3 separate regions of the Homo sapiens genome follow, and all the other regions are linked to region 1. Evidence: read pairs that join two places in POLR2A ChIA-PET (ENCODE). Cell type or tissue: PC-9. All regions are shown on one strand. Links, peaks and the distances in the headings refer to the core of each region. The heading gives the core; the rest is flanking DNA.

The links. ChIA-PET counts read pairs that join two places held together with the same protein. Peaks named below come from ENCODE experiments on the same cell type or tissue, not always from the same donor. Only the 100,000 strongest peaks of a DNase experiment are listed, where the experiment ranks them.
Region 2: POLR2A ChIA-PET joins it to region 1 with 5 read pairs; 3 of 35 experiments call an interaction of 5 or more read pairs at or near these places.
Region 3: POLR2A ChIA-PET joins it to region 1 with 7 read pairs; 5 of 35 experiments call an interaction of 5 or more read pairs at or near these places.

Annotation. Positions count from the first base shown.
Region 1 is chr2:112,688,375-112,699,107 of GRCh38, reverse strand. No RefSeq gene overlaps it. Among named protein-coding and RNA genes, the nearest start is that of NT5DC4, 27 kb to the left of the region's middle. RefSeq lists enhancers at 4,259-4,758, 6,218-6,457, 5,876-7,075 and a silencer at 7,808-7,994. In PC-9, for the core only: no CTCF peak of the experiment used is centred there; a DNase peak (open chromatin) is centred at 6,447; H3K4me3 peaks cover 403 bases; H3K27ac peaks cover 2,253 bases.
Region 2 is chr2:112,918,764-112,929,496 of GRCh38, reverse strand. It overlaps IL37 (interleukin 37), which reads right to left. Exons shown (of 6, transcript NM_014439.4): 6 at 10,615-10,733. The coding sequence ends at 10,688. Among named protein-coding and RNA genes, the nearest start is that of IL37, 13 kb to the right of the region's middle. In PC-9, for the core only: no CTCF peak of the experiment used is centred there; a DNase peak (open chromatin) is centred at 8,376; H3K27ac peaks cover 1,837 bases.
Region 3 is chr2:112,748,606-112,759,338 of GRCh38, reverse strand. It overlaps CKAP2L (cytoskeleton associated protein 2 like), which reads left to right. Exons shown (of 9, transcript NM_152515.5): 4 at 2,125-3,362; 5 at 6,865-7,072. Among named protein-coding and RNA genes, the nearest start is that of CKAP2L, 11 kb to the left of the region's middle. RefSeq lists an enhancer at 9,285-9,334. In PC-9, for the core only: no CTCF peak of the experiment used is centred there; no DNase peak of the experiment used is centred there.

The DNA of each region.
Region 1 (10,733 bases), core at 5,152-7,651:
TACATTCTGCATGAAAAAAAAAAAGAAGGGAGTAACAACAACAACAAAAATAACCCCATTAAAAAGTAGGCAAGAGATATGAACAAACACTTCTCCAAAGAAGACATACACACGGAGCCAACAAACATATGAAAAAAATGCTCCACCCACTGATCATCAGAAAAATGGGAATCGAATCCATAATGAGATACCGTCTCACACCAGTCAGAATGGCTATTATTACAAAGTCAAAAAATTAAAAAAAAACCAGCTGATGAGGCTGTGGAGAAAATAAAAGGTTTAGACACTGTTAGTGGGAATGTAAATTAGTTTAATCACTGTGGAAAGTAATTTTGAGATTTCTCAAAGATCTTAAAGCTGAGCTTACCATTCAACCCAGCAGTCCCATTACTGGGTATATACCCAAAGGAAAACAATAGTTCTACCAAAAGACTCATGTACTTGTATGTTCATCAAAGTGCTATTCACAGTAGCAAAATCATGGATTGGTGCTCATCCATGGATTAGATAAAGAAAATGTGGTACCTCTACAGTATGGAATACTAAGCAGCCATAAAAAAGAGTGAAACACATCCTTTACAGCAACATGGATACAGTTGGAGAACATTATGCTAAGTGAATTAATGCAGGAACAGAAAACCAATGCCACATTTCCTCACTTGTAAGTGAGAGCTAACCATTGGATATACATGGACACAAAAATGGCAACAATAGGCACTGGGGACTACTAGAGAGGGGAGGGAGGGACGGAGGGAGGGAGGAGGGGAAGGGTTGAAAAACTAACTATTGGGTACTAAGCTCACTACCTGAGTAACCGGATCAATTGTACCCTAAGCCTCAGCATCACGCAATATATCCAGGTAACAAACATGCACATATACCTCCTGAATCTAAAATAAAAGTTGAAATTATTTATTTAAAAAAAGAGGAATAAGAATCTATATTTGAAGTTTCTTCCATTTGCATAAAGAAACTGGAGGAATATATAAGAAACTAAAAACAGGATTTCAGAGGACAGAGAAGGTGGTAGGAACTAGAGACAGGAAATAAGAGAAAGAGATAAATTGTTCACAATACATTGGTTCCTAGTTCTGAATTGTGAGCCATGGAAATATATTACCTATTCAAAAAAATTAAAAACTTCAGGGAAATAAGTAATCATATAAAGAAAGGGTGATTACAACCAAAACTAAAATTATACCCTGAGCACAACAGTCATTCCTTAAAACAAAATATATTTTTTAAATGTGTATGGGCAACACAAAAATCATGCATAAGGCCCAAACATTTCAAAATAATCTGTCATATAAACACACCAAACCTGAATCATCAGACTATGAGAAACAGTATACATTTTATTTTTATTCCTGTTATGTACCTTGAAAAAAAGTGCATTTTTTTTTTTTAGATGGAGTCTCGCTCTGTGGCCCAGGCTGGAGTGCAGTGGCGCTATCTCGGCTGGCTGCAACCTCCGCCTCCCGGGTTCAAGCAATTCTCCTGCCCCAGCCTTCCAAGTAGCTCGGATTACAGGCACTTGCCACCATGTCTGACTAATTTTTTGTATTTTTAGTAGGGATTGGGCTTCACCATTTTGCCCAGGCTGGTCTCGAACTCCTCACCTCAAGTGATCCACCCACCTTGGCCTCCCAAAGTGCTGGGATTACAGGCGTGAGTCACGGCGCCCAGCCAAAAAAAGGACTTTTTACTTGTCTGTTTGTTAGGTAGAAGGAAGGAAATAAAGGGAGGGAGAGAAGGGATGGAGAGAGGGAGGGAGGAATAGAGGAATGGCCAGTGAGTTAGCCCATTGGCGGGAATTAAAATTAGTGTATTCTTTTTGTGGGGCAATATTGCAATATCTACCAACATTTTTAGCACACATGCCCTTTGATCCAGAAATCCTTTTTCTGAGAATTTATCTAACAGATATATTCCCACAGCTATGTAAAAGATAATTAATGCAGCACAAACAGATATGTAACGTGGCATAGTTTGTAGAGCAAAAATCTGGAAATTACCGAAATGTTCATTAAGAAAGAGCTGGTTAAATTACGGAATATCCTAAAATGAAACCTTCTGAAGAATGAGGTTGATGCTCCTATACTGAATTGGAAAGATGGTTGTGATATTAGCAAGTGAAAAAAAAAGTTGCGGTTTTGTAGACAGCATGATTCTATTTGCGTAGGGATAACATGTCTTGAAGGATCCACCAGCATCTGCTAACAATGGGTAACTGAGAAGCAAGACTGGGAATCAGGGTGGGAAAGCCAATTGGAAAACATTCACTTTTTTTGAATGAATTATGTTTACTATGTGCATTCATCACTTTTTTGTCTTTTGTTGTGGTGAAATATACACAACATAAAATGTGCCACTTTTTAACCTTTTTTTTTTTAATTTTTTTTTAGATGGAGTCTCGCTCTGTTGCCCAGGCTGGAGTGCAGTGGTGCGATCTCGGCTCACTGCAAGCTCCGCTGCCCAGGTTCATGTCATTCTCCTGCCTCAGCCTCCCGAGTAGCTGGGACTACAGGCGCCCACCACCACGCCCAGCTAATTTTTGTATTTTTAGTAGAGACGGGGTTTCACCGTGTTAGCCAGGATGGTCTCCATCTCCTGACCTCGTGATCCACCCAACTCGGCTTCCCAAAGTGCTGGGATTACAGGCGTGAGCCACCACGCCGGGCCTTAACCATTTTTAAGTGTACGGTTCAGTGGCATTAAGTACATTCACATTGCTGTGCAACCATCACCACCATCCATCTCCAGAACATTTCATCTTCCAACACTGAAACTGTACTCATTAGACACTAACTCATTTCCCCTGCCCCTCAGGCTCTGGTTACCACTATTCTATGTTCTTTCTCTATGAATTTTCCTATGTACTTCATGTAAATAGAATCATAATACAGGATTTTTCCTTTTGTGTCTGGCTGATATCACTTAGTGTAATTGTTTTCAAGGTTCACCCATGTTATAGCATGTATCAAAAAATTTCCTTCCTTTTTTTTTTTTTTTTTTTTTGAGATGGAGTTTCCCTCTTGTTGCCCAGGCTGGAGTGCAGTGGCACAATCTCGGCTCACTGCGACCTCCGCCTCCCCAGTTCCAGCGATTAGCTGGGATTACAGGTACCTGCCACTACGCCCAGCTGATTTTTGTATTTTTTAGTAGAGATGGGAGTTTCACCATGTTGGCTAGGCTGGTCTCGAACTCTTGACCTCAGGTGATCCACCCAACTCAGCCTCCCAAAGTGCTGGGATTACAGGCATGCGCCACCATGCTCAGCCAATTTCCTTTCTTTTTAAGGCTGCATAACTTTCCATTGTGTGAATACAACACATTTTGCTTATTTATTCACCTGTTGATAAACACTTGGGTTGTTTTCACTTTTTGACCCTCATGAATAATGCTGCTATGAGCATGGGTGTATAGCTATCTATCTGTTTGAATCCCTGCTTTCAATTCTTTGAGGTATAGACCTAAATGAGGAATTGTTGGATCATATGTTGAATCTATGTTTAACTTTTTGGGAATTGTCATACTGTCTTCCACAGAGGTTATATACCATTTTATATTCCCAGTCAGGCTCACATCTGTAATCTCAGCACTTTGGAACAATGAAGTGGGAGGATCGCATGTGCCCAGGAGTTCAAGGCTTCAGTGTGCTATGACGGCTCCGCTGCACTCGGCCTGGGCCACGGTGAGACCCTGTTTCTAAAAAAAATTAAAAATTAAAATTAAAATACATTCCCCCCAGCAGTGCACAAGGATTCCAATTTCTCCACATTGCATCTATTATTTTTATAACTAAAACTGTATTGTATTTTTAAAATCTCACTCTTTTGACTTCGATAAGTTCTCTAAGTTGTACCTCTCATTAACATTATGTTTATATTACAAATTCTGAGAGAGCAGGGATCTTCGAAGGGTGGATCACTTGAGGTCAGGGGTTTGAGACCATCCTGGCCAACATGGTGAAACCTCATCTCTACTAAAAATACAAAACTTAGCCAGGTGTGGTGGCGCGCCCTGTAATCCCAGCTACTGGGGAGGCTGAGGCAGGAGAATTGCTTGAGCCCGGGAGGCGAAGGCTGCAGTGAGCCGAGATCGCACCACTGCACTCCAGCCTGGGTGACAGAGCGAGACTCCGTCTCAAAAAAAAAAAAAAAAAAATCATCCTGGCATGGTGGTAGGTGTCTGTAATTCCAGCTACTTGGGAATCTGAGGCAGGAAAATCGCTTGAACCCAGAAAGTGGAGGTTGCAGTGAGCTGAGATCGAGCCACTGCATTCCAGCCTGGGCGACCATAGAGCGAGACTCCGTCTCAATCAATCAATCAATCAAATAAATAAATAGATAAATAAATAAATGCATTAACCATTTGTTTAAAATCAGTGGAGGCCTTCCAGGAGGAGGAAAGAACCAGTAAACCCTAAAAGCTTAGGTGCCTTCTGAACATGACAGCCTGGGGACAGCCGCTCACGCTCAGCCCATGGCCATGCTCCCCTCACATTCACAACGTGTCCTAGTCCCTGTCAGGGCAGGCACTGAGAGGTGATGATGTGGGGTCTACTGAAGGCCTCACGGGCATTCCAATGTCTAGAACACGGTTTCATTTGAAAACTTCTGGGTGTACAAAACCCAGCACCCACCTCCCGCACCCATCCCACCCCAACTGGCAGCAGCCTAGGGTCTAAAGAGTTCAGAAAGGGCCCTGCATGGGGGCTGACCTGAAGCCAGGTGGATTTCCAATGATGGCTGGGCCAGATGCCTTGTTAAGTAGGACACCGTGGGCAGCGCGCGGTGGCTCATGCCTGTGATCCCAGCACCTAGGGAGGCCAAGGTGGCGGATCACTTGAGATCAGGAGTTCGAGACCAGCCTGACGAACATAGCGAAACCCTGACTCTACTAAAAATACAAAAATTAGCTCGGTGTGGTGGCACCTGCCTGTAATCCCAGCTACTCAGGAGGCTGAGGCAGGAGAACTGCTTGAACCCAGGAGACGGAGCTTGCAGTGAGCCGAGATCGCACCATTGCCCCCCACCCTGGGTGACAGAGGGAGATTCCATCTCAAAAAAAAAAAAAAAAATAGGACACTCTGTCTGCCCTTTTTGGTGACATGAGTCTTTCAGAGCATGAGCAGTTCTCTCCTGGGACCATCTCATTTATCTATTTACCTGCTACCAATTTTAGCGCCAGGTTTGCTCTCACTCTATGCAGCAACTACAGATGTACAGCAACGGGCACCTCTGCGCCTGCTCCGCTTTCCTGCCTCGTTTCCATGAAGACATGGCTGGGGGCTTTGGGGACAGGGAGGTGTGTGTAAGGGGTGCCTGGGAAGCGCAGGGCGGAGCAGGAATGCTGGCACTCCACTCCTTTCCTGCCCCTCCAGCCTCACTTCCGGGTCATTCCTTCCCTCGCCCACTTTGACCCATTCTCCAGACAGCAGGAGAGACCTGATGTGGATGAGAGAATTGGTGTTTAGAAAAATCAAACACCTTGCTTAAGGTGGCTCAGTAGTAAATTGGAAACCGGGCCTCAAATTCAGATTTTCTGATTTGTTTTTCTTCTTCTGGAGCCAGCAGGCCGGTGTCTCATCCTCTTACTGCTTGGTCTTTGCTGGGTCTGAGTTATGAACAAATCCAAATGATAGTGCCTGGATTTTAATGGGGTCACAATTTAAATATTTTCATCTTCTCAAGGGATCTAAAGATCCTATATTAACCCAGGCTGGTAAAATAGCTAGTGCTAAGTAGGGAGAACTTTCTGGAACTCTCAAATTGCAGCATCTTGGTGTTCAGTAGCTGAACCATCAAGCCCAGGTCCATGCACTCATTCCCTTCCTTAGCGCCCCTGCCCACTCTGCCAGTGACTCATCCTCCCACACCTTCCCTCTTCTCTCCTGTGCCCATTTGCTCCCCAACCAGCTTTGCCACACCAGGGCTCTCCTGCCTGCCCTCAGGGTGACAAGAGGCAGAAGTCACAGGACTGGGGAGAAACTGACCCCAATTACTGAGGATGAAATGGTTCCAGCATCTCAGTGAGGCATCTCATTGAGGTGAGACAGGGCTTTGGAGGGACAATGAAGGTGTACTTGGGTTGGGGGATGCAGAGCTTTAGCTGGCTCTGGTTGCAGCTCCCAGGTGGGCATGGAAGTGAGGGAGGTATGGGATGGGTCAAGGGGGTCTCTACCTAACAGGAAGCCAGAATGGTGGAGGGGCTGGGAGGACAGCACAGGAGGAGTACAGACCACACTGGACCAAGGCAGGAGAAGCTGGGCAGATATGGGCCCTGAGGAGTAGGGAGGGAGTTGCTGTTGTTACAGTTGCCGCCTGGCTGCAGAAGCCAGAGGTCAAGTTCAGGCATGCTGGTTTCTAGGGAGATGAGCTCATGAGCTCTGATGCTCACTCCGCAGGAACCTCCAGCATGAGTCAGCATCAGCTAGGTTTCTCTGGTTCTAGCCTCACTCCTCGCAGCAGTCAAAGTCCAGGAGAGAGGATGTGGTTGGCCCAGATAGAGTCACACGCCCTGGCAATCTGGCGGGTGAGGGATGCTTCCCCTGAGGAGGCACCTGACCTGGACAGGTGACTCCCTGGAAGGAGGTGGGGCTGCTGCATCTGGGAAAAGGAGTAAATGCTGAGAGGTAAGATGACTAAAAATCATTCCAGTCCGATAGTGAAAGGACTGGCCTTTGAATCCATCCCTAAACTTGAGGATTTGATTTGCTCAGTGGCTTTAAAAATATCTAAAAGATATTGTGTCAAATTGCCAAACAACTCCCAGGCACTTCCTCTGCCTTAGCCATTTCTGGGGCTTTCATCAAGTCTATAGCTCCAGGTAATGGTCCAGCTGCTGATCCTTGTGGAATGAGACATGCGAAGCTCTGTGTATGAGTTACTGTTTGGGTTGTGACATTTCTCACTGCAGATTTCCTGCCAAGCCTCACTCCCAGGTTCTACATCCACCCACGAGGCATATAGAGACTTCTCTGGAAGCAGGCGCTGGGAGGCCCATCCAGCCCACTGTGACTTCACACCCAGGAGTGTTAAAAACTAGAATTCTCCTCCAGCTGGGCTAAGCAACATCCCTACTTAACACAGACGAGTAATACACATGCACCAGGGTGCAGTACTGTTTCAGTTACTAAAGGCTCCCAACAACCTAATGGCCATCAGGGGAAGATGTACTAAATAAATCATGGTGAGCCATCTAGCATGCTTCCAGGAAAAAAAAAAAAAAAAGAAGAAATCATGGTTCATTCACTGTTCAGCCATCTAACATAATAAGGCAGCACTCTGTATGAAAATGGAGTGATCCCTTATCTGTGCTGTTCAAAGTAAGGTGCCAAACATTGGGCAGACTACGACATCCCTTGTGTAAAAACTGCACACATATTTTAGGCCTGCTCATATGTATATGAGCACACATATAAAGCCGAAGTGTTCAGTTTCCCCACCACCCTCTAAGGAATCAGGGAACTCCACAAGGCAGTAGAAAAAGCAGACGGTAGGATGGAGAGTCAAGGAGAGAGGGGACCTAAGAGAAAGAGAGAGGAAGACACTTGGGGGTCAGAGAAAAAACAGTTTTTTTAGGAAGCTTTGTAGGGTGGTATTGTAGAAGGCAATTTTCATTCTTTCGAGCCACCCAGCGTCTGATCCTCTGTCTGTTAAAGGAACCCCGTCTTCAGAAGGCAGAATTCCCTTCACAGCAGAAGCTGAAAATGCCAGAGACTCATGTCCTCAGTTTTCCTTGCAGGGAGGGTTGGGACTCGTGACTCCACCAATCAAATGTACTCACCCTGTGTCTGAATCAGAAATTAGTCACATGAGCCTGGGCAACATGGTGAGAAACCGTCTCCACAGTAAAATACAAAAATTAGCTGGGCGTGGTGGTGCGTGCCTGTGGTCCCAGCTACTTGGGAGGCTGAGGTGGGAGGATTGCCTGAGCCTGGGAGGTTGAGGCTACAGTGAGCCGAGACCCTGTCTCAAAAAAAGAAAGAAAAAGAAATTAGTCACATGAGGCACTCTGTAAAACCCACTCAGTCCATGAGGTGGCAGTGGTGGCAATACCTCCAGTCTCCTGGGTGGCAGTTGGAGCGGTCCACGCAGCCAGCAACCAGGACCCAGAGTGGGTGTCGTGGTGTTGCAAGCTGCAGCCACCAGTGCCTATGTCTGTGGTCATATTCTAACCAGACCAATCTGCCACATGATTCTGGGGGTTGGTCTCGTCTGCAGAGCCTCCTAGCTGTGAGTTATCCAGAGATTCTATGAGCACCAGTATTGTCTAACAGAAAACAGTGATTGCCGTTGCTTACAGCTGCAAATCCTGAGACACATATATGTGTGTTGTGCGCCTCTGTCCTTAGCACTCTCCGTGGATCTTTTTTTTTTTTTTTTTTTTTGAGATGGAGTCTCACTCTGTCGCCCAGGCTGGAGGGCAGTGGCGCAATCTCGGCTCACTGCAAGCTCCACCTCCTGGGCTCACGCCATTCTCCTGCCTCAGCCTCCCGAGTAGCCGGGACTACAGGCGCCCGCCACCATGCCCAGCTAATTTTTTGTATTTTTTAGTAGAGACGGGGTTTCACTGTGTTAGCCAGGATGGTCTCGATCTCCTGACCTCGCGATCCACCCGCCTCGGCCTCCCAAAGTGCTGGGATTACAGGCATGAGCCACTGTGCCCGGCCTCCGGGGATCTTAAGTAAAGAACTAGACTAGTTCAAACATGAGGTCAGATTTGTATTTCTTTTCCACAGTCACTGTGCTAAGGCAAGAGCATGGACACCCGGTTTTATTGGGGTGACATCAAACATGCATATCAGACATTGTGAATGTTGGGAAAGATACTCACCAATCTGTTCACAGTGGCTGTCCCTGAGAAATGAGAATGCCATGGGGAGGAGGACTTTTTCTTCTCATTTTACATTTTTCCATGCTGTTTGAATTTTTTTTTTACCATATTCATGTATTATCTTTACATTTTTTAAGTTTAAAATAATTATTTTTAAAAGAAAAGTAATACATCTACAAATATATCAGAATGTGTACATGAGAGAAAAGATAAAGTAATATATGCATTCTGGCAAAAGGCAGAGTCTTTGGAAGAAGCAGGTGGTGAGGAACTGGTAGTCTGCTAACGTCAGCTGAGAATCTTAATTTGGTGGGCTGTCAGGACTGCAGACTTTTTTTAAAGTTTTTATTTGGCATATCTTTTCTTTTTTTAAGAGACAGGGTCTCACTCTGTTGCCCAGGCTGGAGAGCAGTGTCACGGTCAAAATTCACTGCAGCTTCAATCTCCTGGACGCAAGTGATCCTCCCACCTCAGCCTCCCAAGTAGCTGGGACTACAGGTGCATACCACAATGCCCGGGTAATTTTTAAAACTTTTTTTAGGAACAGGATCTTGCTATGTTGTCCAGGCAGGTCTCAAACTCCTAGCCATCCTCCCACCTTAGCTTCCTGAGTTGCTGGCATTACAGGCGTGAGCCACCTTGCCTGGCCTGGTTTAAAAACATAAATAGAAGAGGAGGTTTTGAGTGAAAATTTGATATGTAGGTTATATTTATGTGTGTGTGTGTGTGTGTGTGTGTGTGTGTGTTTACACAGAGGTCTCACTATGTTGCCCAGGATCTAGGACGTGAATTCCTGTTCTTAAGCAATCCTCCTGCCTCAATCTCCAGAGTAACTGGAACTACAGACTCTGGAGTAACTGGGACTACAGGCTCCAGAGTAACTGGGACTTCAGGTGTGCAGCAGTGCACCCAGTTACAATTACTTGTGTGTGTATGCTTGGGGGTATTTATGAATGAATGATGGAAGAGTATGACCACCGTTGTTGTCCATTTATATTCAGGACCCTAGAGAAAATCAGACAGCCTCTATCAGACTCCTCACATCCTCTGTGCCAGCATCAAAGGAGACCAGGTCCAGGTGAGGGGGTGAAGTAGCCTTCCTCTGCCTACTCTCCCTGCAGGTCCTGGGCAGGCTCAGGAAAGGAGGGTGACAACAAGCTTGCCTTCATCACTCTGAGGCGGGCCAACTGCCTAGCTCAGGGCATCTTCATCAGGAGGGCACAGCGGTGTGGGCTGGCCACTGGCTTCATTTTGTTTTCGGAATTTGATGTTCATCCCCACAGGCAAACAGATGAGTAACATCATGAAAAGCAGACTCAAGGACGGAACACCCACGATGGCTGTCGGCAGATCCACTTTCCACCTCCAGACGATGCCTCCGGCGAGTGCCCCCCACTGTGTAGTCAGAGCCCACCAACAGCAGAATCCTGGAGCTCTGGCCTGACCCTACTCTCCTCTGGCAGTGGGGAGAGGGGCCGGGGGGGACCCTGGCCTTTGCTCTCAACTCACTCCCTCTTCACTCCAGGGCAGGAGCCATGAACTCAGTCCCCACCTGTCTTGATCACTGGGGCCTGGGGTGAAAGGTAGGGTGGCCCAGGGAGAAGAGGGCATGGAAAGGCGTGTGTGGAAACATACCCTGACTGTAAAAAAAGGAGTGGTCAAGAGCGAAAGGTCACAGTGAGTCAGTTCCTGCTCCAGCCTGCTCCTGGTTCTTAGGTGCCAGAATGAGAAGATGGGTTCTGGGCTGAGGGAAAAATAAATATTTTTTATGCAGGAAACTTAAGACTGCAGAGGCTGGCCAGGCATGGTGGCTCATGCTTATAATCCTAACACTTTCAGAGGGTGAGGTGGCGGGATCGCTTGAGCCCGTAAGTGTGAGACCAGCCTGGGCA
Region 2 (10,733 bases), core at 6,977-9,476, 230 kb before region 1:
TCTCAGAGGCCATCCTGCTCCCCCAGTTCCAGCTCCAGGGCCCCCTCTCATTTCTCATTTCCCTTGGCTTCTACCTATTCCCAGGACCTTGTCTTTCTAGGGATGTCATGGCCACTATATATTTATTTAGTTATTTAATTTATTTCTGAGACAGAGTCTCTTTCTGTCACCCAGGCTAGAGTGCAGTGGCACAGTCATGGCTCAATGTATCCTTACCTTCCTGGGCTCAAGTGATCCTCCTACCTCAGCCTGCCAGGTAGCTGGGACTACAGGTGCATGCCACCACATGTGGTTAATTTTTTTTTTTCTTTTTTTTTTTGTAGAGGTCTTGTTGTTTCCCAGGCTGATCTCAAACCCCTGGCCTCAAGCAATCCTCCCACTTCAGCCTCCCAAAGCACTAGGATTACAGACATGAGTCACTACACTCTGCCAGGCTGGCATGTCTTTATCGGGCAGCTCAATCTAGTTCCCTCTGTCTCCAAGCACATCCCGGTCCCACTCTAAGAGCTGTCTTGCCACACCTAAATGCACCATCAAAAGGATTTGCTGATCCCAAGGCAGTACTGTGCCCAAGGAATGCTACCTCCAGCTTCTAAAGCAGAGGTTCCCAAAATCTCTCAGTTCATGGTATCCTTCGTGTCCCAGGAATTTCTTCACCGAGTACTTTAAGCCAAAAGAAACACCTGATGGTTCTGCTTCTCTCTCTCTCTCTCATTTTTTTTTTTTTGAGATGTAGTCTCACTATCACCCAAGCTGGAGTGCAGTGGCACGATTTTGGCTCACTACAACCTCCGCTTCCCAGGTTCAAGCAATTCTCCTGCCTCAGCCTCCTGAGTAGCTGGGGTTACAGGTGCATGCCACCATGCATGGCTAATTTTTATATTTTTAGTAGAGACGGGGTTTCACTATGTTGGTCAGGCTGGTCTCGAACTCCTGACCTCGTGATCTGCCCGCCTCGGCCTCCCAAAGTGCTGGGATTACAGATGTGAGCCACCGTGCCTGGCCAGTTCTGCTTCTTAAGCAATTGGGTTGAGACAATTTAATGCCAACGGTTTTCACGGGCCTGACAGATGTCACTGTGTTTTCTTCAGAATATTTAAATATCCCATGACACCTCGTGAGTGTGCTGAGGTGCCCTACAGTCCACACTTTGGGAACCATGGCTCAAAACTAATAGTTGGTATATATGGTACCTCCAAATGCCCTAGCAAGGTAATAGAAACCCATAGTGATGATTGTACGTGATGCAAATGGGGGACTGAATCTGACGGGAGAGGAGGGGATTTCAGGGAGGTGCTGTCCCACCACCAGCACCAACTGGATCTGGCACAAACAGGCCAACATTACTCTCTGTTGTAGCCAAGAGAGTCACTTTCTAGATTCATCTCTCAGTGGAAGTTCCAAAGGGTTCTGGGATTAGAATAGTATAAGAGAGAAAGTAAGGGCAGAAAGATAGTTTGTCTCTTGGTAAAAACTTGTAAACATGACTCATCTAATATCAGAAAATCTAGGAGGAAAGCTTAACTATTATCAGAATGCTGCGACACCTGATGGTGCAAACTGTTTCCAGTTAGGAGTCCAACCCTATGATACAGTGATTCTCAACCTTGGCTGCACAGTAAAATCATTTGGAGAGTTTTCAAAAAATACAAATGGCTGGGCTCCCACCCAGACCAGTTAGTTGAGTCAGTCTCCGAAGGCAAGATCCAGAGATCTATAATTATATATTTGTTTATTTATTTATTCGAGACAGGGTCTTGCTCTGTCACCCAGGCTGGAGTGCAGTGGCACAATTTCGGCTCACTGTAGCCTCAGCTTCTTGGGCTCAAGAGATCCTCCTGCCTCAGCCTCCCAAAGTGCTGGGATTACAGGTGTGCACCCAGCCTAAAAGTTTTAAATTTTGATGAGGTCCAATTTACCTATTTTTTTTTCTTTTGTTGCTTGTGCTTTCAGTGTCATCTAAGAATCAGCCAGCAAATCCAAGGTCATAAAGATATATCCCTGTTTTCTTCTAAGAATATTATAGTTTTAGCTCTTACATGTAAGTGTTTGAGCCATTTTGAGTTAATTTCTGTATATGGTGTGAGATAAGGGCCCAGTTGCATTCTTTCACATGTGGTTATCCAGCACCATTTGTTGAAAATATGATTCTTTCCCTCATTGAATGGTCTTGGCACCTTTGCTGAAAATCAATTGATCATAGATGTATGAGATTATTTCTGGACTCTCAATTCTATTCCATGTATTTACATCTCTCCTTAAGAGGTAGGGGGTGGGACTTGACTCTGGAGGCAGGACTTGGACACTGGACCAAACCGAGGACTAATTGAAACAGGGCTGGGGTGGAAGGAGCTTTTCATGTGACATACCCACCAGTTCGCCATATCAGTTTACCGTCATCATGGCAACACCAGGGAGTTCCCCGCCCCCCTTCCATGATGACTCCATGACCCAAAAGTTATTACCAATTCCGTAGAAATTTCTGCATAAATTGTCCCTTAATCTGCATGTGTTAAAAGTGGATATAAATGACTGCAAAACTGCCCTGAGTTGCTACTCTCTGCCTACAGGGTAGCCCTTCTGTGCAGGAGTAGTCAGAGTTGTAACAGGGCTGGAGCTGTAACAGGGCTGGAGCTGTAATACTGCCCCTTCAATAAAGCTGTTTTCTTGTCCCATGGGCTTGCCCTTGAATTCCTTCCTGGGCAAGGCCAAGAACCTTCACAGGTTAAGTCCCACTTTGGGGCTCACCTGTCCAGCATCACTTATGCCAGGACCATAGTGTTCTGATTACTGTAGCTTTGTAGCTAAGAGCTAAGTCTTGAAACTGGAAAGTGTAAATCCTCCAACTTTGTTCTTCTTTTTCAAGATTGTTTTGGCTATTTGGAACCTCCTGCAATTCCATGTGAATTTTGCGATCAGCTTGTCCATTTCTACAAAAAATAAAAAATAAAAATGGCACTTAAAATTTTGATAGGTGGCTGGGTGCAGTGGCTCATGCCTGCAATCCTAGCACTCCAGGAGGCTGAGGCAGACAGATCACCTGAAGTCAGGAGTTCGAAACCAGCCCGGCCAACATGGTGAAACCTTGTCTCCACCAAAAATACAAAAAATTAACTGGGCGTGGTGGCGTAGTTACTGTTAAAGCCCCACACTAGGCCCTTTGAAAAATACGGAATGTGTCAGAAATTAATTCTATACGATGATGTGACAACCACAATACAAGGTACTGCAATACAGCTGACCTCACCAAAGCACAAGCAGGGGCAGCTCAAAGAGGAAAATGTCACTTCCAGCAAGGGATTGAGGGAGGGCTTTAGGGAGGAAGTGGCATATAAGCCAGAATTACAGGATGGGGAGGATATAGACAGCAGATGACAGAGAGGAGAGTGAAAGCTGGGAATCCCAGCTAAAGGCATCAGGTTTATGGAATGAGTAGGGGACAATACTGTGTGTGTTTATACACACATGTATATGTGTGTATATGTATACATGTTTATGTATATATATAATTATATGGTACCATTTCTAATTGACAAAATAATCTATCACATTTTACATTATCAGATTTTACATCTATTGTTCTAAATAGACTCAGTCATCAGCCCTGTGTGTGGGCTCTTACCCATCCCCATGCACACCTCAGCTCAGCCACTGATGGATGGATCATCTGCCTATCAGAGGTGGCAATAGGGACAAGTTCTCAGTTTAGAGTTCCTCCTTCTAGGCACAGCTAACCCAGCTGAATGCCTAATTCCACCCATATTCAGGTGAATCCATGGCCACAGCTGCAGCAGTTCCTACCCACGCAGAAAGGCTCCACAAGAGGAGGCACACCCGCTCTGACTGTCCCTAAGCTCCTGACATCTTCACCCCATGAAGCTGCTGCTCCTGGGTGCTTCCTGCCTTGCCCTGCCCACCCTTGTACTGTTCTCACCATTGACACAGCTGGTGCCCGATGCAGCAGAGATCCATGACACCCTGGGCATTGCTGATGGCCTGGGCCCACCAGTGAGAAGGCACAGAAAAGAGGGTTATCAATACTGCTACTAATAATGATAATGAACTTTCAGTTGATATTATCAACACTGCTACTACAAATGATAATAACGAACTTTCATTGAATCCCTCTTTACTCCTCTTGTCAACCCTATGTAAAATAGGTTTATTATTATTCCCATTTTACTGGTGGGTGAAATGAGGTTTGAAATTTACTAACTTGTTCAGCTTTCAAAGACACCTACATGTTCCTGGCCATGTCTATGCCTCGTGATCACACCAGGGGAGGCAGGAACTCAAGGCTTTGTTGTCCAACTCTGTAGGAGAAGATTTAATCATCGTGGGTGAAGAGTGAGAGAAAGAAATCGCAAGCCTTAAGAGCTGGAAGGCGCTCCAAGCACCATTGTCCAAGGGTTAGGTGTGGCCAGGATGCAGTGCAGATTTCCTGGTTAATGACTGCCTCCTCTCAAAGGATCTCAACCTCACTGACTCCTGCTCACTGCACCCACCTGAAAGGGGCAAGCTCACTGGGTGCTTCCTTCCAAAGCTTCACTTCCTTCTGCTTTTGTAGAGGAGGTTGTTATATTATACTGTTGCTACAATGTCAATGTGGATAAGTATGAAAAACAAAATATCTAATGGAAAAAATACCTACAGTATATACCATACATTTTTAAGGCATACTTATAAACTTCTTAAAACACACAAAACAAAATTATATGCTCTTCATAAATATCTACATATAAGAGCAACATCTGTTCATTTTCTCCTCTTATATTTATATGCAGATTTCCTGGTTGGATACACATCCGGTCATACCTGGGCACTGCTTCTCCAGCTACACTTGGGGTTGTCCTGACTGATATCTGTCTCCCTGGAGGGTATGGTCTGCACGTGGGTCTGATCAGCCTTTCACCCTCATTGCCTGACACAGAGTAAACTGCAGAGGGCTCAGCAGTCTAGCCCACACTGTCCCACTGCATGTAACTAAGCCTCTCCCAGCTGCTGTCTTCACTGGGTGCCTCACTGCTGGGGACAGTGCACACCCACCAGATGTGCCACACAATGGAATTTTTCCATGGTTCAGACTCATATCATCTGGAGTAGGACATCTCCTATCATGTGTGTTTAAGCCTAGACTGAAAGCTAGTACAGCGGGCTGCCGACGTCCGGTCACCCAGAAATGGCTCTCAGGCTGAAAAACATGTTACCATTTTCTAATGAAATGTATAGGGAGGAGGCAGTGTTTCTTCAAAGGTGGACAAGAAAGAACCGCTTGCATCAGAATTACTTGGGAGTTTTTTTTTTTAAGGCAGCTAGATCCCTGAGCTACATCCCAAAACAGTTAAACAAGAATCTCAGGTTGTGCAATCTCTCTTTTTAGGAAGCTCCCCAAGTGAGTCTTAAAGCACAGTAGAGTTTTAGCACCTCAGGGGCAGTGCAAAGAACTCTGGACTAGGAGTCACAACACCTGAAAGTCTGCCACTTAAAACCCGCATGACTGTGGTGAAGTTACTTAATGTCTCTGCATCTGTTTTCTCACCTATAAAATGGGCACACAAATTCTCACTCTGCCTTCCTCACAGTGTTGTGCTGATGTGACAATCACCCGATGCATGTGAAAATTCCCTTATGGGCCAGAAATCACCAGGACCATGACGGTGCACTGAACAGTCCCTTCTGCATGGTCAGCAGAGAGGATCTGTCCCTGCCCCCTTGGTGCAACTGACATCTGATCCTGTCCTGAGCCCCTGCATGGAGCCGCTCTGATAAGGCACCTTCTGCAAGGGACTGTGGGCAAGGAACAAGGGGGTGTCCAGAGGCTCCAAGTCCCCTGATTAGTTGAAATTTAGAATGCATTTTCCTATGGAAAATTGCCAAGGAAAGGTGGGCTAAGTAAAAAATAATGATGATAACATGTTTTTGCAGTAAAAAATTGAGTAGGCTTTTGGGTGAGAGGTGAAAACCCCAACTATCATGCATTGCAGCCCTCTGGTGGAAACTGTGCTTCAGTCTAAATTTCAGGCTCTAGACTGACTCAGAGATGAATGTTTGGAAGCTGAAGACAATCTGTGTTCTCCTGTAGAGCAGGAGTCAGCACTTATTAAAGACTGCCAGATTCTATATATCCTGCCACATGCTCTGTTGTTACAGAACAAAGAAGGCCATAGACAGCATGGCTGTGTTGGCAAATACACAAAACAGGCAATAAGCTGTATTTGGCCTTTAGGCTGCAGTTTGCCAACCCTTGCACTAACACAAGGAGCTTAAAGGTAGCGGTGGTGCTGTGCTGGAGCTAGCTTATATCAGCTTGCAATAGCCAATTGCTAACATCTCTTCCAAACTCTGTGTCTGTGCCTTCATGTTGGTAGTTTGAAATTGGCCATATTTGGAGTAGTTATGCCATGGAAATTGGCAAAAGCTGTATATCCACCATCACCAGCCCCCTGTGAACCAGCTGATCACATCACTAGGCATGTGTCCACCAGGATGAGAGTGAGGGTTGGGGATGGTTGAGCCAGACAGTGCATGGGAATGTGGGAAGAAAATATTAGATGTCAGACCCTGTTTTATTTAGCCCTTGTAAATTTTTGAATTCTGTGTAAGTTTCATAATGTCCCAATGCCTGCACTTCAAGATGTGTTCTAGAGTTTGTTTAATTGATTAGGATAACTGGGACCAAAAAAATGTTTGGAGTCTACCACTCCTAAAGCGATTTATTATATCCTATGCTGGATAGCTCATTCATGAACAGAGTGCCGGGTGAATAAGGGTCTTCTCTTTCTACACCCGAGACAGCCTTCTTCTTGTCCCCACCTGCCTCACCCTGCCCCAGGACCTCGGATGGGGTAGGAGGAGTGACCAGCTGTGAAAGGAGCTTCTGGTTGGAATGTTTCCTATGGGAGTTTCTGTCACAGATTAAATGCCCTGAGATCACCTTTTGAGAGACATTAAATTTCATGGGATGAACAGTTATCATGTTGGGTATTATGAGTTGAATTATGTCCCCCAAAAAGATATGTTGAGGTCCTATCCCCCAGTAGCTGTGAATGTGACCTTACTTGGAAATAAGGTCTTTACAGATACAGTTCAACTTAAGATGAAGTCATTCGAGTGAGCCCTAATTCAGTATGACTCTGTCCTTATAGGACAATCTGGACACAGAAACACAGAGAGAAGACAGTCATGTGAAGATGGGGGCAGAGACTGGAGTTTTGCTGCCACCAGCCAAGGAACCCTGGAGCTACCACAAACTGAAGGGAGGCCTGGAACAGATTCTCTCTCAGAGCTCTCAGAATGAACCAACACCTGGAGTTCAGACTTTGGCCTCCTGAACCAGGAGACGATACATTTCTGTTGTTTTAAGCCACCCAGTTTATGGTTCTCTATGGGAGCTCTAACAAACCAATACTTTGGGATTCTCAGGTGTGAGGCATAAGGGCCAAAACTTTTTCACTAAACATAAAGACCAATGATTACAATTACAGTTAGGAAAATGAAATTCAAAACCACCTGAGTTTATTTATACACATTTTCCAAAATGCATCTCCTTTGCAAGGGAAGTCATATTACTATAGAAATATGGAGAAGGCCATCATTTAAATAGAAGGCTTCCTTTCCTTTCTCCCTCCCTCTCTTTTTTCTTCCTTTCTTCATTTATAAAAATCTTATGGAGTTCCTACAAGTGCCAAGCACTGCAGTGGGTTCTTGGGATACATCACAGAGCAAAGAACTTGTGGGACATACATGCTAGTGGAAGACACAAACAATAAATGTAAGAAGAAAACTATACAGCATGTTAGAGTGAGAAAAATAAGACAGGGCAAAGGGGAGTCAGTAGTGCTGGGGTGAGAAAAGATTGCAGCATTAAATGGGGTAGCCAATTTCAAACTATCAACATCAAGGCACAGACACAGAGTTTGGAAGAGATGTTAGCAATTGGCTATTGCAAGCTGATATAAGCTAGCTCCAGCACACCACCACCACCTTTAAGCTCTGTGTTAGTGCAGGGGTTGGCAAACTGCAGCCTAAAGGCCAAATACAGCTTATTGCCTGTTTTGTGTATTTGCCAACACAGCCATGCTGTCTATGGCCTTCTTTGTTCTGTAACAACAGAGCATGTGGCAGGATATATAGAATCTGGCACTCTATGAAAAGTGCTGACTCCTGCTCTACAGGAGAAGAGACCACAGATTGACTTCAGCTTCCAAATACTCATCCCGGAGTCAGTCTAGAGCCTGAAATTTAGAGCCTGAAGCACAGTTTCCACCAGAGGGCTGCAATGCATGATAGTTGGGGTTTTTCACCTCTCACCCAAAAGCCTACTCAATGCGATCACCACAACCATGCCTTTCATGAAGTCAACAACAAACAGGGCCTTGTGCTTCCGTAAGGTGTTGATGCACTTGCTGTCTTGGTGGAGCCTCACAGGAAGCATGAGTGACCCATGTCATAGTGACTCACTATATCTCATCAGGTTGGAAGGGGATGGAGCAGGACCAAGCCCAGGCTGTCTGTGTCTCCATTTGGCCTGCATGTTCGGCCTCCTCAAGGCCATGGTCAGTAAGCCCCATCTCCTTTCTGCTAGTCTGTAAGGGAACCAGAGTCCTCACTGCCATGAGACAGCCCCGGCTCAGAGACTAATTTGAACAGCTGTGTCTTTGTTGTGAAAATAGTTTTGTGATATTATGAAGAAGACATGCCTTCCTCTCCAAAATATGGATGTCACCTGGCCACATTTTTTTTTCTTTTATATAGTGATACATAATATTTCACATATTTATGGCATACATGCAAGTACTCATTACATGCACGGAATGTGTAATGATCAAGGTAGGATGTTTGGAGTATTCCTCGCCTTGAATATTTACCATTTCTCTGTGTGGGAAACATCTACTAAATATACTATGTACTTTTTTGTCACTGGGCTGGTGTTGATCACCATCACCATCAGGATCAGAAACAGAAGGAGCTGACCTTATCAGAGCTTTTCCCATGGGTATCATCTCACTTGAGCCTCCATGCCTGGGGTGCTGTCCCTACTACTCCTTTACGGCTGAGCTTTGTCTTCCTGCCCACCACCCACACGCCTCTCTCCTGGGATTAGCTCTCTAGCTCTGCTTTGAGGAACATCACTGGCCTCGTTGGATACAGTCTTGGAGGGAGTATTGATCAAGGTGTGCTGCCCTTCACTGACCAAGGAGTCGACACATGACCCAAACTAGGGCAGTTGCATGCTTTGCTTGGAATCTCAATCTTTTGCTAACTGACAAAAAGCATGATTGGCTCTTACCCATCTGAGTGATGGGACCAACGTTTTCTGCCTTCTGTCATTTCTGGCCTGCCAGAAATCCCTGACTTTTTCTTCAGCATGTCTTTCCATTTTGAAAGTTACTTCACATGATAGGCAGAATAATGGCACCCCGAAAATGTCCACATTCTAATCCCCAGACCCTGTGTATATGTTACATGACATAGCAAAAGGGACTTTGCATCTGTGATTAAAGTTAAGCCTCTTTGAGACGGGAGAGTATCCTGGATATTGACGTGAGCCCGATGTAAATTGCAAGCGTTCTTATATGTGAAAGAGGAAGGCAGGAGGGTCAGAGCAAAGCAGTGTGAGAAAAACCCAAGCAGCGAAGATGGGAGTGGGCCACTAGCCAAGGAATGCAGGTGGCCTCTGGAAGCTGGAAAAGGCAAGGAAATTGACTCTCCCCTAGAGCCTCCCAAAGCAATGCTATCCTGCTGATACTTTGATTTTGGCCCAGTGAGACACATTCCAGACTGACCTCCATAACTGCAAGATAATACATTGCATTGTTTAAACCACTAAGTTGGTGGTAATTTGTTACAGCAGCAGTAAGAAATGAATATACCCAATATCCTTCTAGAAAGCTCCTTTTGTAGTATACTTGTTGCTTAAATAAGCTAGAAGCTATTATTATTGCTTGTAACTGAAGAGCTAAAACTAATAAACTAATTTCCAAGCCTCAGTCTCCTGTCTCCACCCCCTCACTCTGTTTCCAGGCCCTGATTTCTGTTCGGCCAGCCTTCCACTCCCCCATTATGAGGATCTGAGCCCTGCTTAGTGATAGGACCATGCCCTTGTTGACAAGCCTCCCAGACAGTACCTGGCTCCTCCCTCACCTGGTCTCCTGGCTGTCATCTGACCCAGATTCCTTGTCTCTGTGCCTTTCCCACAGGTCAAGTCACCCTGCTCCTTATCTGGGACCTAACTACCCCTTTTCCACTATCACTTGGCTGGATTGTGACTTGCTGTTACATTTCTTTCTTGCACACTGTACCCTAGACACAGACTCAGCCACTTCTGCCCCAGGATCAATGCCCTCAGAATCTACCAAACCCCAGTAGGAAAGACTAATTCTAGAGCACAGCATGCACCCAGCTGCTCCTTCCCACTGCAAGTATTGCACTCAGACTGGCCACATCATAGCATATGACACACACATGCATGTCTGATGGTTCAGGGTAGCAGTACACAAGCAGAAGCCGGTCTCTTTCCAACCCAGAACTTTGTAATTAAACAAGCTTCTTGCTATATCCTAAAAACACAAATCCTTAAAGCATGAATGAGAAATGAAACCCAATGACAGAAAGTTTAGTGAGCAGGTTTGGTGTTTTTATACAATTAGTTCAAATTAGCGAGGAAGGCGTTCAATGGGGCAGTTTCCTAATCGCTGACCTCACTGGGGCTCATTTCAGCTTTGCAAACTGGT
Region 3 (10,733 bases), core at 2,968-5,467, 62 kb before region 1:
CTAACACCCAGACATGTTTATATACATTACCTCACTCAGAACAACCATGTGAGGAAGTTGGCCATATGCTTTAATGTCCAAACCAGGACACTTTGAGAGTAAAAAGCAGTACTCTTTGACCAACAGGCATAAATCAAAACTATCTTGTGAAAACCGGGATATATGGCATCCTTCCTAGATAATAGATACTTTTACTATTATTAATTTTGCTGTGAATCTAAACCTGCTCTAAAAAAGTTAATTTTAAAAAGTAATGAAGTACTGATACATGCTACAACATGGGTAAATCTTGAAAACGTTATGCTAAGTGAAAGAAGCCAGACAGAAAAGGCCACATATTACATGATTCCATTTATATGACACATCTAAAATAGGCACATCTATAGACATACAGAGACAGAAAGTAGACTAGCGGTTGCCAAGAACTGCAGGGAGCAGAAAATGGGGAGTGACTGCCAACAAGTAAACCAAGTTTCTTTCTAGGGTGATGAATATGTTCTGGAATTAGACAGTGGTGATTGCTGTATAATAGTGTGGCTATACTAAAATCCACAGAAGTGTGCACTTACTAAAATGGTGAATTTTATGGTTTGTGGATTATATCAATTTGTTTTTAATATATAAGAAAGCAACTAAAAAAACACATTTGGAAGCTTTCATGCCAACGTCCCTCCACCTCTTCAGTAAGCAATGATGGAGAGATCCGAGGTGTATATAAATGTTGGTGCTCAAAGATTAATCCAGATATAGCCATTGTGGGTATACCATCCATCTCTCTGCCTCCCACTCCCAACTCCGCTGTTTCACTCCTAGTAACACCACACACACCGCTATCATCCAGAGTAGACATCTCTTTGCCCTCAATGCCAAATGGTTCTGGTTAGAAATCCTTTACATACTCGCCAAGTTTATGTAGTGATTCTTCACAATATTTGTCAAATCAAAAATAGAGTGGTAACTCTAGCATTCCCATATCTTACCCTGGAAACATATTCCATAAATCTCTGTGAAATTCTCCTTTCTGAGTAATTGCTTTCATGAGAGATGCTCAGGAATTCATAGTGGCTTGCCCAATTACTTACCATATGAATTCTAAACTCCCTTCCCTAGTTTTCAAAATTCTCTGTAATCGAGTCCTACCTTTCTTATCCAAACTTAAATCACATGACTAAACATTTGTTTATTATTAACATAGACTCTAACCTTAAAACCCTGTCCTGGCTGATTTTACAAATATGACTATTAAGATGTTACATGTTTATTGAGAGCTGTGGCAGCATATCTCAGGCCTCACATCATCTGCCACCTATCTCCTTGTCACTGATCTCCAGGGATGAGACAGAGGTTCTTGAGTGATACTGTGATGTTTACAAAGGCAGTGGTTTAAAAAACATATAGTGTGGCTATACAAAGTACTAGGAGAGATTTGTTGGGAGGTACCCTAACATAAGTTCATTATGTATGTATTTTTTCAGGGTTCTTTGGAGGGCACTTAGGATATAATAGGCATTCAACAACTACTGTTTGAGGCAAATTCATTTTTGAAAGAGCAAGTTTTGTATATTCACTGCATCTCTGCTTAATTCTGTCAAGCTAAAAGATTCTAATATACTTCTGATAGGAACTCAAGTTGTAAAAACTACCTGTTAGGACAGGTGTGGTGGCTCATACCTGTTATCCCAGCACTTTGGGAGGCCAAGGTGCGTGGATCACTGGAGGTCAGGACTTCAAGACCAACCTGGCCAATATGGTGAAACCCCAACTTTACTAAAAATACAAAAAAGTAGCCAGGTGTAGTGACATGCGCCTGTAGTCCAGCCACTTGCGAGGTTGGGGTGGGAGAATTGCTTCAACCCAGGAGGCAGAGGTTGCAATGAGCCAAGATTGCATCACTGCACACCAGACTGGGTGACAGAGCAAGATCCTGTCTCAAAAAAAAAAAAAAAAAAAAAACACAAAAACTACCTATTAGTGAGTCTTTCTTTACTTTCTGAGGATTCAACTTTCTTAGATGAAATTCTAAAAATGATTATTTTTTTTAGCATGTGTTAAACACAGTTATTATTTTAAAAACAATAAGATATGTTAAGGATTTTTTAATATGTATTTTCTTTGTTTTTTCAGACTATTAGACCCAAAAATGATGTTACCAACCATGTTGTTTTGCCTGTCAAACCTAAAAGGTCCATCAGCATTAAACTCCAGCCCAGACCACCTAATACTGCAGGGTCCCAGAAGCCGAAGTTGGAGCCACCAAAACTTCTGGGCAAAAGGCTGACTTCAGAATGTGTTTCTTCTAACCCATACTCTAAGCCTTCTAGCAAGAGTTTTCAACAGTGTGAAGCTGGATCGTCCACAACAGGAGAACTGTCAAGAAAACCTGTGGGGTCACTTAATATAGAGCAATTGAAAACTACAAAGCAGCAGTTAACAGATCAAGGAAATGGTAAATGTATAGACTTTATGAATAATATCCATGTTGAAAACGAATCTTTGGATAACTTTCTAAAAGAAACAAACAAAGAGAACTTGCTCGATATCTTAACAGAACCTGAGAGGAAGCCAGATCCTAAATTATATACCAGAAGTAAGCCAAAGACTGACTCTTATAATCAAACCAAGAACAGTTTAGTTCCTAAACAAGCCTTGGGCAAAAGTTCAGTTAATAGTGCTGTTCTGAAAGATAGGGTTAATAAACAATTTGTTGGAGAAACACAAAGCAGGACTTTCCCAGTAAAATCACAGCAACTCTCTAGAGGAGCAGATCTTGCAAGACCAGGAGTAAAACCCTCAAGGACGGTTCCCTCTCACTTTATTCGGACCCTTAGTAAAGTTCAGTCATCAAAGAAACCAGTAGTCAAGAACATCAAAGATATAAAGGTTAATAGGAGTCAATATGAAAGACCAAATGAAACTAAGATACGGTCATACCCTGTTACTGAACAGAGAGTGAAGCACACCAAACCCAGAACATACCCCAGTTTGCTTCAGGGTGAATATAACAACAGACATCCAAACATCAAGCAAGATCAGAAGTCCAGCCAAGTTTGTATACCTCAGACATCATGTGTACTGCAAAAGTCAAAAGCCATAAGCCAGAGGCCTAATTTGACAGTTGGCAGATTTAATTCAGCCATTCCAAGCACCCCTAGCATAAGACCAAATGGAACCAGTGGTAATAAACATAACAATAATGGCTTTCAGCAAAAAGCACAGACTTTGGACTCCAAGTTGAAAAAGGCTGTTCCCCAGAACCATTTTCTGAACAAGACAGCTCCCAAAACTCAAGCTGATGTCACAACCGTAAATGGGACCCAAACAAACCCAAATATTAAAAAGAAGGCAACAGCAGAGGATCGAAGGTACTTTGCTTTAATTCTAAGCTTTTGCAACTTAAGATGATTAGGCAAATTGACCATCAAGAAGACTAGGTCAGGAAATAGGCCATAAATAATGGCTCCTAAGTAATTTTTAACTACAGTCTGAAAAAAGATTTGAAGCAAATATAACAAATATTAAGACTTGACAGGGCTAGGTGGTACATACACATGTTATAAATCATTTTCTGTAATCGTATGTTTACAATAGCTTTTTTTTTTTCTTTTTAAGAAATTGAAACAGAATGGATGAGTAAGAAGTAGGGGGTGCAGATGTAGACACTCGTTCAATAAGTGCCGTGCTAGACTGAACAGCAATAGAGCAGATAAGTGAGTTCACATAGCTAGGAAGTGAGAAGATGGTAATCTCTTGTCAAGCAAACCAGTGGTTAAGTTCAGAAAAGTTACCAGGGAAGAACCAGAAACTTCCGTGAGTCTGAGTGGGCCAAGTTTTGGCCAGTAAGCTCAAGCAGGAGCAGTCAGTTCAAATACAGAGTTCAGATGGTAGAAATCAAGATCTTAGGCCGGGCACGCTGGCTCATGCCTGTAGTCCCAGCACTTTGGGAGGCCGAGGTGAGCGGATCACCTGAGGTCGGGAGTTCGAGACCAGCCTGACCAACATGGAGAAACCCTGTTTTTACTAAAAATACAAAATTAGCCAGGCGTGGAAATCAAGATCTCAGGTTGGTTAATATTAACATACATTGATTAAAACTGAGCCAGTGGATTTTGTACACTTTCTACCCAGGACCAAATGTAGTCTCATGAAGTGGGTGAGCCTCCCAGGAGAAGCACATATGTATACCTGCTTGAAGTAGAAAATAAGGAAATTTCTGACGAGTGAAGGGAGCATGTAAAATTAGATGGTTGCTAAAAAGTGTAGCAGGGTGAAGCAAGGTACAGCTTGGTACAGCCCTGAACACCACCACCAAGCTCCTTGCCCTCCTGAAGAGACAGTAAGTAAACAACTTAATTCAGGGTGCTATGATCAAGAGAGTAGGGCTGGAATGGCTGCTTTAGATAAAAGGATCAGTAGAAGTACTTTCAACAGCAATGTCTGAGCTGAGACCTAAGTCTGAGAAAAGACTGGTGACAAGAAGAAAAACAATCCTGAGCAGAAAGAGAAGTGAGTGCAGAGACCTTGAGGTGGTGAATAAGGAAGTCAGGGTCCCAGCCCTGGAGCTCAGCCTAGGTCAGACAACAGAGGATTGGTCATAAGACTGTGTTGCAGGTTGAACATGTTTGATTACAAAAGAGAAGGAGTCTAGAGAGGGAGAGATTCATTCACTCATTCTGTAGGTGTTTCTTCAGCACCTGCAGTGTGCCAGGCGCTAGGAGACACAGTGATGAGCACACAGTGAGTCTTTACCTTTCTGGAGCTAATTGTTTGGTGTATATATAGAAAGTACTAGAGAAACAAAATTATGGCATCGAGGTCCTAGGAGTAAGTTGCCTTTAGAAAGGGAAAGTTCACTCTTCGTTTATGATTAGAAGGAAGGCTAAGGAGATAGGGAAAATGCTAGGAACATGGAGGAAGCACATGCCAAATGTCTCACCTTGTATCATCAAGTAGGTGGTTGGAGTGAAGGTGAGGGGGCAGTATTTGGGGCTGAAATAATAAATATTGCATGGATGTTGCTCTGGAGTCAGAAATGAGAGTTAATAGCATTCATTCATTCAAAACTTAGTTATTGGCATTCTGGAAAAACCAAAACTATAAAGACAAAAAACGGATCAGTGATTGCCAGGAGGGGGGCGTTAGGGGTGAGACTGACTACCAAGGAGCATGAGGGAATTAGTGATAGTGTTGCAACCATCTTATAGCTTGATAATAGTCAGACTTAAATGACTTGATGCATTTGTCAAAACTCAGAATTGCACACTAAAAGGTGAATTTTACTGTGTGTTATTAAATACCTATGTGTGCTAGGCACTGTGCTGGGAACTGGACTGCCAAGGTTTCTGCCTTCATAGAGCTTACACTCTAGTGGAGGAGACAGAAAACCAACACATTGACTAAATAAGACACGGTAATTACAGGTAATTGCGTCTTCATGGAGGTGTCATTTGAGGGGAGGACTGAAGATGCAAGACCTTAAGGCAGGAATGAGTCTGGATCAAGAAACTTCAAGGAGGCAGGGTACAATGGTTCACGCCTGTAATCCCAGCACCTTGGGAGGCTGAAGTGGTCAGATCACTTGAGGTCAGGAGTTTGAGACCGGTTTAGCCAACATTGTGAAACCCCATCTCTACTAAAAATACAAAAATTAGCCGGGTGTGGTGGCACGCGCCTGTAATTGCAGCTACTTGGGAGGCTGAGGCACAAGAATCACTTGAACCCAGGAGGCGGAGGTTGCAGTGACCTGAGATCATGCCACTTCACTCCAGCCTGGGCAACAGAGCAAAACTGTCTCAAAAAAAAAAAAAAAAAAAAAGAAAAGAAACTTTAAGGATACCTGAGCTCCTGGAGGGGGTGAGTGACAGGGAGACTAGTGTGATACGAGGTTGGAGAGGTAGGCAGGAGCCAGATTACACTGTGCCTTTCTGCCTTGGAAAATATTTTGAATTTTATTCCAAGAGCTGTGGAAAGTTCTTGGCAGTGACACAGCCTGGGGTGCTATTTACCAAAGTAAGAAAAATTTGTAACAGATGCAGAGATGAAAATCAATAACTTTGTTTGTGACAGTATTAAATTTGAAATGCCTGTCAGACATCAAAAGATATCAACTAGGCGGTGGGTTTTACAAAGTTTGGGGATCCAGGGAGAGATCTGGACTGAAATGTACACTTGGAAGTCATTATTAATATGTAGTTGTAATTTAAAGAAACTGGAGTGTCTACATCCAAACATGAGGTCTATATGTCTTGGTGCCCCTACCCCCAAAAAGCAGTCTATCACCTGTTAGAAGCTGGAGTGGAAAATGTGAACAGTGGGGGACACTTGGCACTATCAGAGATCAGCTACTTAAGAGCCCTGACTTTATAGGTCTAGCTTATGAAAGAGTCATGTCTGGTCAAGAGAGGGCTAAGGAACTAGGTGAAGTGGGTCAGTTTACACACCAAGACCTTATTGAGGGTAGAATGCAGGCTTGGTGGGTTTGGGTTGAGTGACAGCTTATGCGTGAGAGAAATGAATTGCTGAGTTAGTCATCTCAAAAATAGAGGGATGTCTTAGGAAAGCAAGTGTCAAGTAGCATATAGTGAAGTGAAAACTTTCCGAGAAAAATAATGCATAATCACGAATTCTATTTGAAGTCTGAAGTGCTGGCCACGTGTGATCTTAGAATCTTGGTGTCTGCCTTCTCGTGGGTGGGCGCAACCCAATGCTGCCATTACCCATTTGTAAATTGTTTTTTAATTCCATTCTCCTGATTTTGTCTGTAGTTGAAAGTATTTAATTATACTCTATCTATACATATCATATACTTTAGCAGCTTGACTATGTTTAAAAATAAATAAAACCACTCTCCCTTTAATTGAATTTCAGGAAACAACTAGAAGAATGGCAGAAATCTAAGGGAAAAACCTATAAACGGCCTCCTATGGAACTTAAAACAAAAAGAAAAGTAATAAAGGAAATGAATATTTCATTCTGGAAGAGCATTGAAAAAGAAGAGGAAGAAAAGAAAGCACAACTCGAACTGTCCAGTAAAATTAACAACACTCTGACAGAATGTCTGAACCTCATCGAAGGGGTAAGTGAAGAAGATAAGCTCCTCCAGCTTTGGCCCAAAGTCTTATAATTTTTAAACATATTCCTAAATATAATATAGGAGAGATAGCCTTCATCTAAGTAGAAATTTAGCTACTCTTGTAAATACAGAGTAATAATAATAATGACATGCCCATAAACAGTGTCTTTTGTGTATCTGTGCTTTTATAAGCACTTAGCTAAGATTATCTCACATAATTATCATAACCACTGTTACTATGACCACTTTACAAACAAAACTGAGGCACAAAGAAGTTGGAAAACTAATCCAAACAAACTGGCTCCAAAAGGAACTTTGCTTTCTTTGGGTATCAAGTTCTGAAGAGTACACATTTAACATTGAAACTGAGGTCAGAAGGCAAGTTTCTGTGTAAAGTTGGAGTATTCTGAATACTCTGGGTAGCTACAAATAGTATTTAAATTTTATCTTGGATTCTGCAGATAAGGATAAAATAGATGGTAGGCAAAGAGTATGATCCTTAGGAGAAATTTTTCCTGAAGGAAAAATATATTAATAAAAAATGATGGAATAAACTTCTAAGATCCTTGCCTAGAGCAAAACTCATTCAGTCCTTTGGCTGGTAATGTTGAACATCAGCAAAAAAAAGGAAAAGTTCAGTTTAAGTCTACTCCAGGCAACATTTTCACAACATCCAGTTAAATATTAACTATTTCTCCTTGTGGAATTGAACTTGAGTTCTTTTTCTTATCCTCTTTTTTTGTTGTTGTATTATTTAAAAATGAGTACCTTTTTATTATTGAAATCATTTCAAGTAATGCAGATAAATGATCAGCCCTCTCCCTCTACAAACATACATACTTAGGCATCCCAAACTTCTCTCTGGAGGTGACCACCATTGCCAGTCATTCATTCTGTTTTCATGCATGTCCATACAGTATAGGTATGTCGAGAAATGAAGTATTATATTTTTGTGAGTTGCAATTCTTTTATTCACATTTTTGTGTACTTTGGTTGTCTTTTCTTGTGTTTTCCTAGTACCAATGTTATGCTGACTTAGGCAGATGAGTTGAGTATTTTCCTTTTTGCCCTATAAACTGAAAATAGTTTGTATGACATGAGAATTATTTTTATTTTTTGAAGGTTTGATAAAAACTTGCCCATAAAAATCATCTGGACCGTGTTTCTTTGGAGGATAATTTTGTATATATCCTCTCAATTTGTTATGGGGTCATTGTTCTAGAGTTCATATATCTTGAGTCAACTTTAGTAATTTTGTGACTTTTTAAAGGGATTTTTTCTCAATCTTTTTAAAAGATCTCAGGTTTTATTGCCAAAGATTTTTTCTCATTAATCTTTTTAAAAGACCTCAGGTTTTATTGATTATTTTTTCTCTTGCATCAATGTCTGCATCTATTTTTATATTTATTGCTCTTTTCCTAGCTTTTTAATTGAAACCTTAGATCATTTAAAAGTGAGTCTTTCTTTTTTTTTTTTTTATAAATATGTTCAGTGCTATAGCAGATTTGCCTCTGAATTTTACTTTGGTCATATCCCTCAGATTTGACTAAGTAATACTCTTTATCAGTCAGGATCAAGTCTGAAAAACAAACCACAGAAAGAATGTAATTGGTTACACAGTATCTTATGTGGGTTCTCTAGAGGTGGAGCCTAAGAGGAGAATCCATGTGAAAGTAGTTTATTAGGAAGACACTCCAGGGAAAACTGGGAGGGGAGTGAAGTTGTAGGATCAGAAAAGCGAATCCATGGACGGTGACTCTGGCACAGCCCCACAGGGGAGCTCTGGAGACAGTGTAGGTCACATCTCTCAGAGTCATCCTGATCAGAGGCAAGGGAGCTACATTGTTAAAGCTTCCATGGTCATTTATTCATGGCTGCCTCGGGCGGACAAGAATTGTCAGGCACTTCTCACTCTCTGGGCACATACGAGGGAGCACAGATGCTGGCTGTGAAAGCACGCGGTAAGCCTGTGTGCACAAGATGCTGAAGGGATCAGAAGGAGTGTGGGTGCTACACACAGGGCTGACAGCACACAGGAACCTGAGGTAATGTGATAACTGTAGGAAGCAGCTTGTACCCACTGGGTCTAGGAGAACAAAGAGAGGTTAGGGTATCAGAACCAAGAAGCAGGAGAGACAAACCCTGGTAGAAATGGGACTCCAACTGTAAGGAAGGCATACTACCCAGCAGATGATGGAGGAGAGGCCCTGCAGGGCTGGGGCTCAGATTTTGAGGAAAAGATGCTATCCATTTGGTGCTTCTGCTCTGAAGCTGCACAGGGAGGTGGGCTCTGAGGGGGAAAAAAAGATGCTAGAACCAACTGTTACTGCCAGGGTGAGGGACCGTTGCTGGGGTGATGAAAGCAAATAGGAAGAAGCAAGTGTCTTCCTTCTCCATCCCTGCAGCCTCCCTCTCGTGCCCCCTGCTGGCAGAGCTGAGCAGGGAGCTGCTGCCCAGCAGAAAGTTTTACAGAGTTTTATCCCCAGCATCACAAAGCAGAGGATGGGGTTTGGGGCCAATAGACAAAAGCTTCATAACTGACATATCTTGTCATTGTTCATTTCTAAATAGCTTGAGATTCCCATTTTGAGTTCTTTAACCCAAAAAATATCTTAGAAAAGTATCTTTTAATTTCCAGATGTGTAGATTTTTTTTTTCTGCTGTTAATTTCTAATTATATTGCATTGTAGTTGGTGAATGTGGCCTATGTGTACTCTACTTGATGGATTTTGTTGAAATTTTCTTTGTGGCCTTAATATCTGATCATTCTTGGTAAATGTTCCAAAAGTGTTTGAAAATAATGTATATCCTATTTGTTTATTTGATCTATTGCTTTCTGAAAGAAATATGCCAAAGTCTGTCACTGGCACTGTGATTAATCATTGACAATTTCTCTTCATATGTCTGTCAATTTTTACTTTCTATTTTTTAAAGTTATGTTGTTAGGTACAGAAAGATTCATGACTTGCTTTGATTTCTTTTGTCTGATTAATCTTGCCACACCTGCTTTTTGTTGTTAGAATATGTCTGGTAGCTCTGGTAGCTCTTTTTCCATCCCTTTACTTTAAGCCTTCATGGGCTGACTTATTTTAGGTATGTCTCATATAAATGCACACAGTTAAATGTTTTAAACAAATTTGAAACTCTCTGCTTTTAAAAAGCAAATTTAGTTCGTACACATTTATTATGATTACTTGTATGTTTAAACTTATGCCTGCTATTTTATTTTGTAATTCAGCTTACATGAATTATTTTTTCCTCATTTCTGTGTTTAATCTAGTTTTATTTCATAAAATAATACACTGAAATGAAAATAAAGTGATAGATGTAAGCTCAAACATGATTTGCAGAATATATATCATATTCTTCTTGCAGTTCCTTTTTTCATTTTTTTTTTTTTTTTAAGAGACAGGGTTTCACTCTTTTGCCTAGATTGGAGTGCAGTGATGCCATCATAGCTCACTGCAACTTTAAACCTCCTGGGTGGACCCAAGTGATCCTCCACCTCAGCCTCCTGAGTAGCTAGGACTACAGGTACACACCACTACACCCATTATAGTTTACATTTTTTTGTAGACACAGGGTCTCACTGTGTTGCCCAGGCTGGTCTCAAACTCCTAGCCTCAAGCAGTCCTCTGCCTCAGCTTCCCAAAGTGCTGGGATT